2 separate regions of the Homo sapiens genome follow, and region 1 is linked to region 2. Evidence: read pairs that join two places in POLR2A ChIA-PET (ENCODE). Cell type or tissue: B cell. All regions are shown on one strand. Links, peaks and the distances in the headings refer to the core of each region. The heading gives the core; the rest is flanking DNA.

Region 1 (2,914 bases), core at 123-2,622, 180 kb after region 2:
GTGTGGTGATACATACCTGTAATCTCAGCTACTTGGGAGGCTGAGGCAGGAGAATAACTTGAACCCGGGAAATAGAGGTTGCAGTGAGCTAAGATCGTGTCACTGCACTCCAGCCTGGGCAACAGAGAGAGACTCCATCTCAAAAAAAAAAAAAGTGATAACCAACTGAAGTGAGGGAGGAAAAACAGGCACTCTACTACATTGCTGGTAAAACTGAAAAATGGCATGACCAGTATGGACGGCAATTTGTCAACATCTTTAAAAATTACAAATATATATACTCTTTGACACATCAATTATACTTTTAGAAATTTATCCTACAGTTATATTTGCAAACTTGCAAAATGACAAGATATACAAGCTTATTTACTGCAGCACTGTCTGTAATAACTAAGGTAACCATAAAACATATATTACCCAAATTGGAATACTGTTGGAACAGAAAGAGGACAGTATTCATATACAAGCTGGGGCTGGGTGTGGTGGCTCAAGCCTGTGATTCCAGTACTTTGGGAAGCTGAGGTGGGTGGATCACTTGAGGTCAGGAGTTCGAGACCAGCCTGGTCAACATGGTGAAACTCTGTCCCCACTAAAAATACAAAAGTTAACCGGGTGTGGTGGCTCATGCCTATAGTCCCAGCTACTCAGGAGGCTGAGGCAGGAGAATTGCTTGAACTCAGGAGGTAGAGGTTGCAAGAAGACAAGATGGTGCCACTGCACTCCAGCCTGGGCAACAGAGCAAGACACCATCTCAAATTGTGGACAGCAAGCCACCCAGGCACCGAGGCAAGAGACAGAGGACACGAGCTGTTCCAGTATAATAGAATATAAAACAAGAATAGTTATACCAGATATAGATCTTAGATATGATTGTATATGAATATCATTAATCATTAGTTTGTAGCAATTTTTATTCCAATATTATGATAATCCTCGCTCTATAATCATAGCCTAGGAAAAACCACGCCATACAGAGATAGGAGCTGAGGGGACATAGTGAGGTGTGACCAGAAGACAAGAGTGCGAGCCTTCTGTTATGCCCGGACAGGGCCACCAGAGGGCTCCTTGGTCTAGCGGTGACGCCAGCGTCTGGGAAGACGCCCGTTATCAGGAGGATCGTGGTCCAGCGGTAGCAAAAGGTGTCAAGGAACAACACCCGCTACTTAGCAGACCGGGAAAGGGCGGGGCGGGGGGGGGGGTCTCCCTTTCCCCAGGGGAGTTTAGAGAAGACTCTGCTCCTCCACCTCTTGTGGAGGGCCTGACATCAGTCAGGCTTGCCCGAAGTTATCGGGAGGCCTAACCGTCTCCCTGTGATGCTGTGCTTCAGTAGTCGCACTCCTAGTCTGCCTTCATGTTCCATCCTGTACACCTGGCTCTGCCTTCCAGATAGCAGTAGTAAATTAGTGAAAATACTAATAGTCCCTGATATGCAGAAATAATGATGTAAGCTGTCTCTCTCTCTGTCTCCTCTCCCTCTCTGCCTCAGCTGCCAGGCAGGGAAGGGCCCCCTGTCCAGTGGACACGTGACCCACGTGACCTTACCTATCATTGGAGGTGACTCACATTCTTTACCCTGCCCCTTCTGCCTTGTATCCAATAAATAACAGCGCAGCCAGACATTCGGGGCCACTACCGGTGTCTGCGCATTGGTGGTAGTGGTCCCCCGGGCCCAGCTGCCTTTTCTCTTGTCTCTTTGTCTTGTGTCTTTATTTCTACACTCTCTCATCGCCGCACACAGGGAGAGACCTACCGACCCTGTGGGGCTGGTCCCTACATCTGGCGCTCCGACGTGGGGCTCTCCCTCGCTGTGTGAAGTTGCGCCCTGAGTGCGGGATCAGCGGAGGAGTTCAACGAGAGATTCCTGAGGATTGCAGTCAATAAACTTGGTGGTAAGCTTGAGCACTCAGAGTTTTCCGGGGACACCATGGGACAGGCCAGTACAAAGTATTCGGCTTATTTAAATTTTATAAAAACTCTTCTTAAAGAAGGAGGTGTTAAAGTTTCTACTGAAAAGTTAATTGAACTATTTGAGGTTGTAGATCTTCTTTGCCCTTGGTTTCCGACTCAGGGAACTCCAGAACTTAAAGATTGGGATGAGATTGGCAAACAATTCAAAATTGCTCATAAAGGGGGACATTTTATCCCACCCACCATTTGGTCAATCTGGGCTTCGGTTCGCTCTGTCTTAGACTCCTTATAGACTCAGGAGGACAATATGGAGACTGATCCCTCTTTCCTCTCCTCTGAGGAGGTCGAGGAAGCTCTCAGCTCTCTTTCCCCTGATGATACTGCACAAATTGAGAACGTAATTTCAAAGGAGGACTTCCACTCTGACATGCCTGCGCCACCGCCACCTACGCCAGAGGCCACTGCACCCCCATTGCCGCTTTATGATGATCTTTTAACTGACCTAAATGTACTTATCTCCCCAATCAGCAAAACTCAGCTGAAACATATCAACAGCCATTGCGGCCAGACCCTCCTGTCTCTCCTCACTCTTTCAACACTGCCGCCGTGCAAATAGCAGATGAGACCAGGCAGCCTGTAAACGAGTCTATAAATTACGTTTCTATGCAGCCCGGTACAGAGGCTCCGCTATATGAACAGCTTGGAAAAGAGGCTTCCAATTCTCGGCCCGGTAATGAGGCCCTCAATCCTATTTCTTCTAATCGGACTCAGAGTCACAGGCTCCCTTGAAGCCTGGTCCCTTTCCTATAAATCAGACTCGGGTAGAGTCACAGGCTCCCTTGAAGCCTGGTTCCTTTCCTATAAGTCAGACTCGGGTAGAGTCACAGGCTCCCTTGAAGCCTGGTCCATTCTCTGCAAATCGGACTCAGAGTCACAGGCTCCCTTGAAGCCTGGTTCCTTTCCTGCAAATCGGACTCAGTTACAGTCACAGGCTCCCTTGAAGCCT
Region 2 (2,914 bases), core at 254-2,753:
TATGTATTCCCTCATTTGAAAGGAGAACTGGGCCAGGTGTGGTGGCTCACGCCTGTTAATCCCAGCACTTTGGGAGGCTGAAGCTGGAGGATCACCTGAGGTCAGGAGTTGGAGACCAGCCTGACCAGCGTGGTGAAACCCCATCTCTACTTAAAAAAAATTGCTAGGCCTGACGGCACATGCCTGTAACCCCAGCTACTTGGGAGGCTGAGGCAGGATAGTCGCTTGAACCTGGGAAGCAGGGGTTGCAGAGAGGCAAGATGACGCCGTTGCAGTCCAATCAGGGCAGCAAGAGTGAAACTCTGTCCCCCCAAAAAAAAAAAAAGAAAGAAAATTGGGTTGGGTGCAGTGACTCACACCTATAATCCCACCACTTTGGGGGACTGAGGTGGGCAGATCACTTGAGGCCGAGTTCGAGACCAGCCTGGCCAATATTGCAAAACCTCATCTCTACTAAAAATGTGAAAACATTAGCTAGGTGTGGTGACGCATGCCTGTAGTTCCATCTACTCATTGTGAGGCTGAGGCAGGAGGATCACCTGAACCCCGGAAGTGAAGATTGCAGTGAGCTGTGATCGCGCCATTGCACTCCAGCCTGGGCGACAGCAAGACTTTCTCAAAAAAAAAAAAAAACCAAAACCAATAAAACAAAAATGGAAAACCAGCGTTTATGAAATCTCCTTTTGCCTTCCATGAGGATTACACCATCTCTTTTTCTCCTATTAACATATGGAGAGGGCTGGGTGCGGTGGCTCATGCCTGTAATCCTAGCACTTTGGGAAGCCAAGGCAGGTGGATCACTTGAGGTCAGGAGTTAAAGATCAGCCTTGCCAACATGATGACACCTCGTCTCTACTAAAAATACAAAAATTAGCCGGGCATGGTGGCAGGCACCTGTAATCCCAGCTACTCGGGAGGCTAAGGCAGAAGAATTGCTTCAACCTGGGAGGTGGAGGTTGCGGTGAGCCAAGATCATGCCACCGTTCTCCAGCCTGTCACTCCGGGGTGACAGAGTGAGACTCCGTCTAAAAAAACAAACCCAAAACATATGGAGAGGGGGCTGAGTTTAGCTTTAACTTTAGCTTCTAAACTAATTATACTGGATTTATCTCTAGCCTTTCTGCTAACACTGGCTAAACTCATAACCATTGTGTAAGACTGTTAATTCATTTTAATAGTAATATCCCTATAGATTCAAAACTTTCCACCTCTGCATACATTATGTAAATAATCTACTTAAAGCAAAACAACAATAAACCCCACAGGCGGACATTCCATGCTTTTTTTTTTTTTTTTTTTTTTTGAGGCAGAGTCTCACTCTGTTGCCCAGGCTGGGGTGCAGCAGGGGCACATCTCAGCTCACTGTAGCCTCCGCCTCCTGGGTTCAACCGATTCTCATGTCTCAGCCTCCCAAGTAGCTGGGATTACAGGTATGCTACCATGCCCAACTAATTTTTGTATCTTCAGTAGAGACAGGGTTTTGCCATGTTGGCATGGTTGGTTTGAACTCCTGGCCTCCAGTAATCTGCCAGCCTTGGGCTCCCAAAGTGCTGATATTAGATGTGAGCCATCACTCCTGGTCTCCATGCTTCTCTAAGTCAGGGTCTTGCTATGTGGCCCAGGCTGGAGTGCAGTGGTACAACCATGCTCACTATAACCTCAAACTCCTTGTCTCAAGCAATTCTCCCACCTCAGTGCCCCCCAGTTAGCTAGGACTACAAGCATGTGTCACCATGGCCAGCGATTTTTTTCTTTTTGGCAGAGATGTGGTCTCGCAGTGTTGCCCAGGCTGGTCTTGAACTCCTGGCCCAAAATGATACTCTCACCTTGGCCTCCTAAAGTGCTAGGATTCCAGGCATGAGGCACAGTGCCCAGCCTATTCCATGCTGATGTGACAAGCATTTCTAAGCTCAATAGAAGGGCTATATATACCAATCCAAGCAATTACATTTTGCATAACCTAAAATCCTCTATAGTCCTATCTAAAAGGTCTCTTTGTTAGCCTTGAAAGGACAGAGACCGTATTTGTTCCTAAATACCATAATTTTAATATGTTAGTATCTGGTGAGTTATAACTCTAATTTATAAAACACTGCAAGCACCCTTCACTATAAAAAATTGATGCACCAAAGAAGCTAGATGGAAACAGTTTGCTAGGAAAAGTGTCCCAGTTATTTTAATCCATTTGATAGTTTTACTATGTGCAATGCACATTTTATTATAAAAGACAAAACAGGCTGGGTATGGTGGCTCACTCCTGTAATTCCAGCACTTTGGGAGGCTGAGGCGGGTGGCTCACCTGAGGTCAGGAGTTCGAGACCAGCCTGGCCAACATGGTGAAAACCTGCCTCTACTAAAAAACAAAAATTAGCCAGGCTTGGTGGCGGGCGCCTGTAATCCCAGCTACTCAAGGGACTGAGGAAGGAGAACTGCTTGAACCCAGGAGGCAGAAGCTGCTGTGAGCCGAGATCACGCCACTGCACTCCAACCTGGGCGACAGAGCCAGACTCCATCTCAAAAATAATAAATAAATTAAAAATACCTATTTGTAATATGTGAGGAATGAGACATCAAAGTTCTGCTATGGAAAGGAAAAAAGTAGTTCCTGGAGTTCATAAATGGTTTTTCCTTCTTAGGTATCAAACACCTTGCCTATAAATGTCTGACACCAAGCTGTCTCCCACATACTCATTGCTCAGGGAAACCGTAAGATATTTGAGATCTTCTGTAATCAGCTGTAGTACTATAAAACTTTCTGAATAAACCTGCTAGTCCTGTGGCCTGTGGCTACCAAATCATGTGCCAAGATGTATCAGGGCCCCATGGAGGAACTCACAACTACCTTGGGATATTTTAAATTTCAGAGTAATTCAGTGATACTCAACATAAGCCAAGACACTAAGCAAACTATTAG

Evidence for each region. Peaks named below come from ENCODE experiments on the same cell type or tissue, not always from the same donor. Only the 100,000 strongest peaks of a DNase experiment are listed, where the experiment ranks them.
Region 1: POLR2A ChIA-PET joins it to region 2 with 15 read pairs; 7 of 35 experiments call an interaction of 5 or more read pairs at or near these places.

The regions. Positions count from the first base shown.
Region 1 is chr12:56,499,568-56,502,481 of GRCh38, reverse strand. No RefSeq gene overlaps it. Among named protein-coding and RNA genes, the nearest start is that of SNORA105C, 12 kb to the left of the region's middle. In B cell, for the core only: CTCF peaks have their summits at 906 and 1,107; a DNase peak (open chromatin) is centred at 1,134.
Region 2 is chr12:56,677,798-56,680,711 of GRCh38, reverse strand. All of the region lies in intron 1 of PTGES3 (prostaglandin E synthase 3), which reads left to right. Among named protein-coding and RNA genes, the nearest start is that of PTGES3, 9.0 kb to the left of the region's middle. In B cell, for the core only: no CTCF peak of the experiment used is centred there; no DNase peak of the experiment used is centred there; H3K27ac peaks cover 939 bases.